Linked DNA regions of Homo sapiens: region 2 is linked to region 1. Evidence: read pairs that join two places in POLR2A ChIA-PET (ENCODE). Cell type or tissue: MCF 10A. All regions are shown on one strand. Each heading gives the region's core, and the rest is flanking DNA. Links, peaks and the distances in the headings are about the cores only.

Region 1 (5,419 bases), core at 420-5,419:
TGGACTGCAGAAACAGAGGAGTCTGTAGAGTTGTACACTGTGCTGGCACCTCACAGGTCTGCCCTGATCAAGAAGCTTGATGCTAGTGCATAATTAAGAAGTGAAGAAAAAAGTGATGGCCACCATTATGCTACAAACAATGCTGTAAAGTTGTTTTTTTCAGGGAATATGAATTATTTTAAGTGAGCATGTAAGGCTGTCATTTTGACAATAGCTTTATTAGATGTACATGGATGAAATAATAGCAGTAGTAAGTGAAATATTTTAACTTAGAAACTCTGACTATTATTCTTTGAAATACCTTTTCATATTAAAAAAAATAAACTAGTGTTTTCACATTTTCAAGTTGAAGAACACTGTGGATGAAGCAACAGTAATCATCAGAGCATTATCCCATGAATCAGAATGGAGAATGAGTTTCCATTTCTTTGAAGACCGTGCTGTGTTTCAGTGAAAATAGTTTTAGGTCTATAACTTTATCGCAGATCCCATGATAACCAGGACCCATGATTATTCATTCATAAATGTATTTATTTTAAAAATTATTAAACACTGATAAGAGACTAAGAATGATCTATGAGTTACTGAAACCAATTGGAAAACTACTTATTAAGATCTAAGTCTTTGAGAATGTGCGATACATATTTTCAATACATATTTAAAGATGTGCTGTTTAGAATACAAAAAAAGTTCTGTTGATAGGAGAGCAACATAGAGTTCAGAATAAGAAAATGTCTATGACTGAAAAAATAACCAGGCATCAACTTACCTATAACTTATTCCAGTTTCCTTTCAAAAGAAGGGCTATGCAGTCAAGACACCGAAGATTATCATCAAGCCTTTGGGCACTTTCTTGCTGCATCACCTCGCTGACCATTCCAGAGATGTCTTTAATCACTTGTTCTCAATCCAGCCACTATCTCATTGAGAATTCTCAAAGTAATATTTTACAGAGAAGTACAAAAGAAGAACCAAAAGCTTTGATTAACGAAATCATTTTTGTAAGAGTTAAACATCCCCCACCCCGACAAACAACTTCTTTGTAAAGGATTTGTCCTTAAGATTTTAAAATGTAAACATAGATTAAGGCCAAAGATAGAAATTGTTCAATGTCATGAACACAATGTTAAAGCAGACCTTTGAAACCGGATTTTCCAGCTACCAGTTAATATTTTAGAATTATTACCATATTTGAATTATTACAATATGATGGCATTTCCTTATTTGGGCTTTGGCATCTGACACTAAGCACAGTTGCATAGTAGGTCTCAGGAAACAGATCCTCTGCTAGTAGAGATTGACTCATTACAAACCAGATTGATTTCTAATTCCTTCAAAGCAGTCTATAATCTTAATTTTTCATCATTCATATCACATTGTCATAACTGCCACATTTCAAAGAAAAGTGATTTGAATCCCCAGGTTCTAAAAATGGTGGATATGCTCAGAGAAATTAAATCCTCTTGGGGTCTGTTAATTAGCCAGTTCCACTTATCTGAGAAAATGAAATCTTAAGAAAATCTGATGCTGCTTGGTATTTGGAGTTTGGGAATTTCAGTGTAACTAATGTCATGTTGTGCCAGGATTCACTGTGTGGAACCATGAAGCCAGAACATAATCAATGCTGTGAAATCACAATACTCAGATTATAGAAAAATAAACTCTCCAATATCTGCCAAGGGAGTCATGAGGCTTCTTAACTGAAAGCCTACCTGACTACAGAACCCTTAATGGCAATTAGCTATTTGTCTCTGTTTTTCGATCTCAAAAAAATTTAAAAGTAGTCTCTGTCCCCATTTTGCGGAGGGGGTTTCCATTCAGAGGTGTGATGGACATGAAGTTGTGCTACCCAGATCGCCCCTAAAGAAGGAACTTTCTGCCCCAGCAGACAGCCTCCAGTTGTCAACTTTGGTAGGGTTTGACCCATCTGCAGAGAGCCACATTCCCTAGCACTCACTTTTTTTTTCAGGCAGAGTACCTGATTAAGGCAGAGGTATAGAGGCCCAGCCATCTCAGCCCAATGTGAGTCGTGTCTGATGGGCTATATGCATTCCTGCATTCTCTATGGGGAGTTCTCTCTCTGCCATCCTGCTTCCTGACCTTCACTTCCAAAGATGTCAACTCCTAATAATAATAGTAAGCCCCTATCTTTACCAGACTTTGTCTCAGTCTTTGCTTCTAGACAACTAGGCCTTTGACAAAAGATAAAATGACACAGATTTAGACATACACTATCTTGTGTTTGAGGAAATTCTGAAAAACACAGTCATATACAATTCAGCATGAAGATACTAGCAAACACAAAAAAAGATTTATTTAGTGCAGTTGGGCTAAAAATTGCATGTCTGTTGTTTAATTTTTCATCAGCTCCTCAGTCAAAGCCCACAGGCAAATCCCACACTGTTGACGCGTTTCTAGCTTTCTGGTAGCGCCTTCTCTTTTACTACAAAAATTGCCAACTTAAACAACAATGTTTCTAAGGGAATTGGATTAAAAGGAACTAAGGCAGCTGAAAAAATATTGCTATATAGAAGCCTTGGAAGAAATACACAAAATTCTAAGAATGTGAAAAGGATTACAGAAAAACACTTTCATTAAATTCGGCAAAATATAAGCCATTTTAATGTAAATGATCTATTGAGGATTATAGATCTTTGTGGTAAACAATTCAATGAAATTATTGTTTAATTAGTGCCTATAACGTATATGGCCTGCTGTACAGTGTAGTAAGAATTACAATAAAGTGAGAGCAGGAGATTCCTCTCTTCTGATAAAGGATGAAATATGAAAATATGTTAAGTGCATTTCAAATGTTGGGGATGGGGAGACAGGGAGAGAAAGAATATGCGTCTGAGGAAAAACAAAGCTTCCTGGTATCTGAGAAAGGTTATTAAAAATGAGTAATATCCTGCCAGGTAGGATTGAAGGGGTATGAAATCCCAGTTAAGGAAACAGCACGAAGGATGGAGAAGAAACTGTGTGTTTTGTTTGACTTCCACTGGTCTTAGTGTCTCACCCATGAAGGGAAGTAGTTGCAGAGAAATGGGGCATTTCAGACTGTGTTTTTGAAAACCACTTAGCCCATTAAATAGTTCTTCTGGGTTAACTTGCTTGAGGGAAGTTCTTGGAAAAAAGACCTATTATCTATTAGTACATATTTGAGCTCCTTGCAAATGTGCACAGTTTAGAAAGACTTGTTTTCTGTTTCTTTTTAAAATTCAGGTCTGTGCTTGTTCTTTCACATAAAAACGTCTGAGTACACTGTCACCGCACACATGCGCCAAGTCCAATTAAATGTTAGGGCTCAGATGCCGGTATTCTGTACACGTGTTCATCACTGCCTAACAGTAGTTGTGCAATAGTAAGTGAGTGGGTAGGATGAAGAATTGTGATAATATCTTTTACGGGTTTCATCTGAAGGTTTTGGAAGCTTCTTGGCTGAATTTTATTTTTGTGAAGGGGAATGTGAGCAGATGGTAGATGTTGTCAGTGATTTAACTTTGAAATAAAAGTGTCCAACTACCTCCTCTTTCCAGCTTCTAGATTACATTAAAGATACACAACAACTATGTATCTTTGTGAAAGTGTGTAATCTTAGCAATTACAAAAGTAAATGAGATGTTGAGATTGACATGATTGTAAATGTCACTCATAATGTTGCTCTAATTTTCTACTTATGTTTATTAAAGCTGGCTCATTGTTCTTATTTAGTGATGTTGAAATTTTAAAAAGTTAAAAATTTGGATATATAATATATAATACCTTTGTACTAGAAAAATAGCAATTTTGGGTATTTTAAATATGTATGATATTACCTGAAAAAGAATACATTTAACAGTTTGGAAACTTCCAAAACTGAGATACCTTCCAAAGAAGTAATTTAATGATCTCTTCTAATTTCAAAGAATTTCCTATGCCCTGATGTTTATTTGCAAGAAGTAAATGGATGAGAAAGAGTATCCATTACTATTTTTCAGGAAATAAAAATAGTAGAGCAAAATACCTTTTGTTTTCACCACAAATTTTCAGTAACAAAAAAATAAGCCAAACAAAAACTGCAATTAACATGACTATGAAGAAATATTAGTGAACATCTACTATATGTCAAGAACAATAATTGACACATAGTAGTTACTCATATTTGTTGAATGAATGAGAGTTTTTGGATATTAATTCCTAGTGAGAATGTAAAGAAACAGCCACATACATAACAATCAGGGTTTTAGAGCTAGTTTATTTAAGCTGAGTGCAGTGTCTCATACCTGTAATCTCAACACTCTAAGAAGCTGAGGCAGGAGGATCGTTTGAGCCCAGGAGTTTGAGACCAATCTGCGCAAAAAAAAATGGGATACCGTTTCTACAAAAAAATAAAAAAATCAGCCAACCGCGGTGCACTCCTGTGGTCTCAGCTACATGGGATGCTGAGGCAGGAGGATCCCTTGAACCCCGTAGTTCAAGGCTGCAGTGAGCTGTTTTTGCGCCTCTGCACTGCAGGCTGAGTGGCGGAGTAAGACCCTGTCTCAAAAACAAAAACAAAAAAGAGAGAGTTTATTCAACTAAAAACGAGCAAAAATATGAATCAGTATAGTTTTCAAAATATTTAAACATGAAATCTGAAAGTTATAACACTGAGTTCAACAAAAACTTGAAATTCTTAAGATGTCCAAAATAAAGCTTTACATCTAAAGAGAAGTTTTGAATAGTGATTTTGTTATGTATCTAGTATTTGGGCCAAAAATAGTAACATATGTTAAAATTACAAACAACAACAACAAAAAATATATTTCAGAGCAGAGCTGAGGAAAAGATAAGATGTAAAGCAATTGAGAAATAAGGAGATAATTCAATGTGATTACTAGCATCTTAGTATAACGTAAACAGTAATTTCTAAGAGCTCTGTTGGAAAAAAATGTATAGCAGAATTGATTACAAGGAAATATCTATAAGAAAATTGAAGTTATGGAAATTGATTTTTAAAACATCAATTTAACCTTTCCAAGAAAAATAATGAAAGATAAACAATAGGGCACTGATGGAGGATAAAGGGAAAAAAAATCTATCACATCTTCAATACTTAATCATAGAGCTTGTAAATCATAAAGGTGTAAGCCCAAAATTCATCTGTCTTGCTTTTAACAATTTAAGTAGCTTTGTTCCCATTTTACAGACAAGATCATTAAAGTCTAAAGAGATTTCTGAGTGAAAAAAAGCTAGTGCAGTTTTTCAATGTAGTAATTTTTACTTCTACCTCTAATTTGAATTTTATTTAAAAATTTGTTATCAAAATATAATTGTGAGGAGCCATTAAAAAAATCAGGAGACACTTTAGGGGTCTATCAGATATCTCTATCTATATCTCTATCTATCTATCTATCTATCTATCTATCTATCTATCTATCTATCTATCATTTCTATCTAT
Region 2 (7,196 bases), core at 661-5,660, 81 kb after region 1:
ATTTACCTGTTTCTTTCTTTCTCTTTCTGTTCTTCCTTTCTTTCCTCCCTTCCTTTCCCTTCCTTCCTTCCTTCCTTCCTTCCTTCCTTCCTTCCTTCCTTCCTTCCTTTCTTTCTTTCTTTCTTTCTTTCTTTCTTTCTTTCTTTCTTTCTTTCTTTCTTTCTTTTTCTTTCTTTCTTTGTTTTGTATGTCTCTTCCAGCTAGAGCATAAACTACAAAGGCAGTCACCGTTTCTTTCTTGTTTCTGGAAAATTCTTGCACTAGGGAGACATGCAGTAAATGTTTGTTTCCTCAACAATGTACACATTTGAGAATTTAAAAAAAATAAACCACTTACTTTTCTTTGAATTAATATGAGTTAAGTCTCTATAACAGTGCAGATGGCAATCAGTTTGATTTCATATTTGACTCAACTAGGCTGTTTTAGACTTGTGAAAGTATAGTTTTAAATTCTCACACTATTATTTTGTAACTTTAGAGTTACTGCCACCAGGAAACAAAACTTATATTTCTTAGTGTTTAGTGATAATAGCTTACTATTTAACATTTTTAGGATCTTATTTATATTACTCCTCTCCAAAGAAAGAGATAATTCAGTTGCAGAGGTTTACAAGTCAGTCAATGTACTTATTCAGACAGTTCAACTGAAGACTTACTTTGTGCACTTAGGGCATGTAGTTTGTTTTTTTCTTTATCCATGTAATATAAATATTATCATTTTGGATAGCATAAAAAACTGATTTAAGTATAAATTATTTTCTACCTGTCAAGGAGATAAACAACATAACTCATTAAGTGGAAGATTTGGTTTCTTTATTTTCCTATTTCTTAGTATGATGTCTTCCAGAGGGAAAAGCTTTTGACTTTGAGACGTTCTGCGTGCTACAGCATGTCCCATGTGATATACTAGTTGCTAAGGTAACTGTGTTTTCCTGAAAATACCAAACTAAACAGGAGCCTGAATCATCAGTGCAATTTGCAGCTATTACATTGATTTAAATTTTCCTTAGCATTCAAATAAACACAGACTTCCCAGATAATTCTAGATCCTTTCTGTGACCCATCTTTCTCTGTCTTTGATATTCAAAGCGTAATTGCACAATTACACAAAGACATCAAAATATTTTATGAATTAGAACTCACATAAAATCTCAAGTTCCACTAATTAGGAATATGTGATAATTTAATCTGGATTGAAAATGTCTTTGCAATTTCTTTGTATAAGAATTTGCTAAGCAAAGGAGCAGAAGAAATTGGATGACAGGGCACCTAAGAGGTTAAACTTATTTGAGCCTTATCCTATTTTGTAAACAAATCGACATCTATAAAAACCATTAAATATTTTTTTGAAGCAGAACTTCAAAACAGAATCTGCACTTCAAAACATCTTGTTAAAAATAGTATAGTAACTGCATGTTGATAACTATGCATGTGTATTATATTCAAAAGCAATAAATCTGAAAGTCTTTATTTTTCTATCATTCACATATTTTCTAAATAGCTATTTATTCCATCAATTAGCAAGTTTATTTGTTACAGGTTTTATTGAATGAAGCAATTTAATAAGCTACATAGAATTGAATAGGTTTGGTGATTCTATTCATGAAATTGATGAAACTACGTTTTCATTGATTTCTATTAACTGAAAGTGTACCTTAACATTCTGAATGAATTTCTCTTGCATACCTTCTTTGATTCTTTATGTATTTTTTTAAATCAAGAAATTCGACTTCATTTTGAAATAACAGAAATATGTTTTCTGAATAGATTTAGTTTTAAGAGAGCAGATTAATATTTTTGGTAAAGAAATGTACATACCCGGTACAATGACAAAGAAAACTACTTGAATCAAATATTTCTTCTGTTTCTTGAGTCAAATAGCCAGAATTCAAATTCAGCTCTGCCCCTTGTCTGCGGTGAGACCTGGCTTGAACCAGTGAAAGCATCAGTTTCCTCTTTTGTACTTCAGAGATTATAATAATGTCTCCTTCTAAGGGTTGTAGAGAGAGTAAATCAGATAATCTCTACAAGGTATCAACAGGGTGTTTGACATATAGTGAGCATTATCTGCTATTATTTCTATTATCATTATTAAGTACATTGGAATAATAAACTCATTTTAAAAATTATTTCATATAATGAATATAATCCTTGGGACTCAGGCACTTTAGATTTCAGGAAATGCTATTTTAGCATTTTATCTCAGAGCCCTCTGAGGTATCTTTTGGTGAAAGCTCATACCTGCTTTATAAGAAATGAAGGTTCAACCAAGCAAATTTTTTAGAGTGAAGCCTGGCCCCTCCCTTAAATGACAAAGCTTTCTAGTTTAAATTAGTTTATTACCCACTCCCAAGTCTTAGTGAACAAGGAGTATTTGAACATTGGTTGACATTTTCTGGATGACTCAGGCTGCTCCTTATACTTCAAGTAGAATGCTGCAATCCAACATTGCCCTAGGAGATTTCTGAAATACAGGGGCCAGTGTGCCATGGACAACTGTGGTTTTCTGTTTGGTGTTTCCTTAGACTCCTTCCTCACTCCCAGCTGTCACTTCTGTGCCTTTAGCAGTTCTGACTCTGTCTAATCTGCAACAGAGTAATGGGGGAAGAAATCAGGTTACCAAGTGAAATAAAATGCCCAAGCAAGTAGAACAATTGACAATAAATATACATACAGTGGTAAGCCATTTGGACCAAGGATAGCTGCTCTGCTTCCTGTGGTGATTTTAGGGACTTTTGTGTTTGGGAGTGTGAGGTGGCTAGGATTCCAACACGCTAAATGAAACAGTTTACAATTAAACCTAGAGGTCTTGGGTGAGTTGGACATAAAGATGTAATGTTGAAGAATGTTTCATTTAGTGGGGACACTGTCAGTGCCTATCTATTCCACTCTTAGTAGAAGGAAAGAAAAATGAGTCATGCATGTTACATAATCAATTAGTCACGTGAGTCATACCAGTTCTCCAGAAGTAGCTTTTCATCTGCTCTCCTTCAGATAGTAATCTAATTGCTCTTAATTACAGTTAAAGTTTCTGCATCTTGGCTTACACTATATATTCTCATGTGGAAATTAATTAATTTGAAGCTCTTTTTAACATTTTTTGATAAAGGAGCTTCTGTAATTTTATTGATTAGAATCTGTCATTTGAAAATACTATATGCTGCCTTTAAACTCTGGAAGCTTTCTTCTTTTTGAATGTACACTTTTATACTAAGTCTTATTTTCATTTCTTTTCAGTAATAAAAAATTTGAAGATATGTTGTCCTATTTATCTGTATTAATTATATTGTTTACCTATTTATCATATCTGTTATTTTTGATAACCAAGATATTATTATTTGGTTGATTCAATATTTTTATTTATTTCAATATTCTTAGAGCTTAAACAAATATATACTATGGTCTTGTGAATCATTTTTCTATCATTATATGCTTATCAGTGAATAAATAAATGAATAAATGTTGATGCCAAGTTTAGTGTTACCTTAGTTGTTACACTTTAAAGAACTTGGTGGAGATACTTTTGTTGATGTTGTTATTGGTGGTATATTTTTGCTAATCCATCAGCTTATTCATTTGTTTTTTGTAATGGGTTGGAAGTTTTACAAGATGTGATTTTTGTTAGTATAAAGGAATGCAAAAAGGGGCTAAGCCTATCAAGCTCTCCATTATATATCCAGCACCTCACTAGGTACAAGACACATGGTAGATGCTCAATAAGTATATTTCAGATTTAATGAATGGATTCAGAATGCTCGAAAGAGGAAGGTTAATAAATAAGTAGACTTCTAATTTATTAGCTTATGGTGAGAGCTATGGCTATAACATTTCCCTGACTACTAAAATCTCCAACAAAATTTCATTATCCCTTTGTGAACAGTTCTATATGGGAAGACAAAGGCAAATGATAATTGTCTTCAGTTTTGGGAGATGACTATAAACTGCTCCCCAACTATGTCAGCCTTTTTGAAGAGTATGGAAACTGAACACTTTCTCACCCATAGCTCCATCATTGAGACTATATCGATCCACGAGTCAGAACACACCCTCCCTCCAAGAGCCCAGTCATTTATGCTAATGTTTCATGTGAGGATAGTCTTGCTTACCATATCATCCCTTTGATAACCACATTATTTCTTCAACTATGAAAACCATTCTTGTGTCATCCACGATATTGTAACTGAAACACAGGTTCAGCCGCATGCCGCTTGCAGAGTCCAATTAACAAGAGCAAGGCCTGGTATAAAGAAAGTGGCTTTTTATTCCAAGACTAGCTTAGGGGAGGAAGTATAGGCTTCCTGCCTAAGGATACCACTTCACTTTTGGAGTAGAAAGCATATCCTTTTAAAAGGGGGCCTGGCATGCTGGCATAAATGGCATACAGGGGAGGAAGTGAGCAGTTGGGGGTCCACATACTTGCTTTGGTGCCTTATCTACCAGGTGGTTGAGTTGGCATCTTCATGGGCAGAACTAGGTTGTAAAGGTGGCCAAAACTCACCAGAGAGGAGAGGATTTTATAGCAGGGATACTTTGGGTTGTAAATTGACTGTTTTCTCTTGAGACAGTCTCCTGGTGGGTGAGAGTTTCTCACTCTGGAGCTTCTAAGCACATAGTTAGATGAACCTGCCCTGTAAGGAGTGTCTGGTGAAGGGGAGGTGAAAGGCTATATTTGCATTTCTAAAGGGCTATGTAGGAAGTGGGGAACAAAGGAAAACAGAGAAGAGAAAAGAAGAGAAAAAATAACTCGTTCTCCTTTTCTTAGAAAAATGAGGGTACTCAGTCACACTATGTCAATCTCGTATCTTAAATTCCTGATAGTGAACTTACTTCCAAGTTAAAGAAGTCCTCAGTGTTTTTCCTAGTCCCTCATTGGAAGAATGACTACCAACATGAGTACACTTGGAAAGTGACAGATTTTTAAATGAACCATCCCCTTGTTGCTTGCTACTTTCCATCACGGCTCAAAATATTAAGACTGATATCTGCTTCTAGTCTAGCATGTCTATGATGTCTTCTTCACAATCATGTTGCTTAAAAGCACTTTTGTTAGCTGATCACTGGAAGAAGAGAAAAGATGTAAAAATAACATATCTATGAGTATATGACAAGTGACATATCTATGAATATATGACAAAGTGCTATCAATAATACAGATCATAAGAGCTAGAAGACTCAGCGGAAAGAGGCTTTGGAAAGAGATTTTATTCTACAAATAGTTGTTAACAACTTACTATGTGTTAGCATAGGTGTTTGTGGTGTAGGCTAAAAAGTGCATCCCACATCTTAATTCCTAGTACCTGTGAATTTTACCTTATATGGCAAAAAAAAGGTCTTTGTCCATGGTTATCAAGTTAAGAATCCTGAGATGGGAGATTACTCTGGATTATCTGGACCCAATGTCATCACAAGTGTCCTTACAAGAGACAAACAGAGGGATATTTGAAACAAACACGAGAGTGTGAAGACAAAGCAAAGGGAGATTCCATGAAGACAGGAGTGATGCAGCCACAAGCCAAGAAATGTCAGCAGTCACCAGAAATTGGAAGAGGCAAGACACAGATTCTTTCCCCTGGAGCTTCCTGAAGGAGCACAGACCTGCCATGCCACATTTTGATTTCAGACCAATGATACTGATTTCAGATGCTGGCCTCCAGAACTGTGAGAGAATAAATTTCTGTTGTTTCAAGCCACTATGTTTGTGGTATTTGTTACAGCAGCCTCAGAAAACTTATACAGTGCCTGAAGCTGTACCAATTTTTTAAAAAGACACAAACCTGGCTTTTTATTTACAAAGTGTATGATTGCTAAAAGTAAGACAGAAATTCTAACTAATAACTGCCTACTTTATGCCAGGCATGTAGGCACTTTATTTTCATAATTTCATTCTTCACAACTCCATTCTTTCTGCCTGACCAGCATTCACATTTTTTAGTAAGAGCTTTCACATTGGTGTAAGCTTTAACTTGGGCTTTTTAATGCAGTGGTTTGAATTTACATGTGAAGTTATGGGTAAATAGTGTGTGGTTAGCTAATAATAATAGCATTTGCCTTAGATGGTATATGTTTTTCAGTTTTTAATTTTTACTCAAAGTAGCTGTAGTTATTGGGTTTCCAGCTATTTTGATACCAAGCCTGTGAGGTTTGATATCAGCTATTCTGTCTGGAGTGAATATTAGGGAAATCTGAAGGCCAGACCCCAGTCTAGTCAGTTAATGAGTTGAGAGAGAATAGAAGAGATATTTCTTAGGGAGGAAAGGTTCAGCCGACAGAAAACCATAATTCATTAATCATTGTTTTTTTTGAGACAGGGTCTCACTTCAGTTGCCCAGGCTGGAGTGCAGTGGTGCAATCTCAGCTTACTGTAGCCTAGACTTCCCGGGCTCAGGTGATTCTCACATCTCAACCTCCCGAATAGCTGGGATTACAGGTGCACACCACCACATCCAACTAATTTTTTGTGTTTTTAGTAGACAACGGGGTTTTGCCATGTTGCCCAGGCTGGTCTCAAACTCCTAGACTCAGGCATTCCACCCGGCTCAGCTTCCCAAAGTTCTGAGATTACAGGTGTGAGCCACCGTGCCTGGCAGCAATCACTCTTATTAGCTATCATCTGAGCAACTGCTACTTATCTCTAAATATTCAAGAAAATGCAGAATTGGTAGGAGGCAGTCACCCTAGGAAGTAGTCCACAAACCCTTAGGGTTTGGAGGGGTCTGGATAAAAAGGCAAAATGCCATGTATAGTAGATACAGGTTGACTATTTCTTGTCTGAAAAGCTTGGGACCAGAAGTGTTTCAGATTTCAGAATTCAGATTTCTCAGATTTTGGAATATTTGCATATATGTAATGAGATATCTTAGAGATGGGACTCAAGTCTAAATACAAAATTTACTTATGTTTCATATACACCTTACATACATAGCCTGAATGTAGTTTTATACAATCTTTTAAATAATTTTGTGCATGAAACAAAGTTCATATAGATTAAGCCATCAGAAAGCAGAAATCACACTATTTCATCCACCCCTGTGGTGTCATGTTAATGCTAAAAAAGTTTTAGATTTTGGAGCATTTTGAATTTCAGATTTTTGGATTAGGTATCCCCAATCTGTATCATGTGTTTTCATCAACTCCTATGCCCAACCAAGCTTCAGTGCTGCTCTGATAGTTCCTCTGAGAACACCAGCCCCAGTGGT

What was found. Peaks named below come from ENCODE experiments on the same cell type or tissue, not always from the same donor. Only the 100,000 strongest peaks of a DNase experiment are listed, where the experiment ranks them.
Region 2: POLR2A ChIA-PET joins it to region 1 with 7 read pairs; 2 of 35 experiments call an interaction of 5 or more read pairs at or near these places.

What each region holds. Positions count from the first base shown.
Region 1 is chr3:152,635,988-152,641,406 of GRCh38, forward strand. No RefSeq gene overlaps it. Among named protein-coding and RNA genes, the nearest start is that of P2RY1, 200 kb to the right of the region's middle. In MCF 10A, for the core only: no CTCF peak of the experiment used is centred there; a DNase peak (open chromatin) is centred at 3,324.
Region 2 is chr3:152,716,530-152,723,725 of GRCh38, forward strand. No RefSeq gene overlaps it. Among named protein-coding and RNA genes, the nearest start is that of P2RY1, 120 kb to the right of the region's middle. In MCF 10A, for the core only: no CTCF peak of the experiment used is centred there; DNase peaks (open chromatin) are centred at 2,462 and 2,922.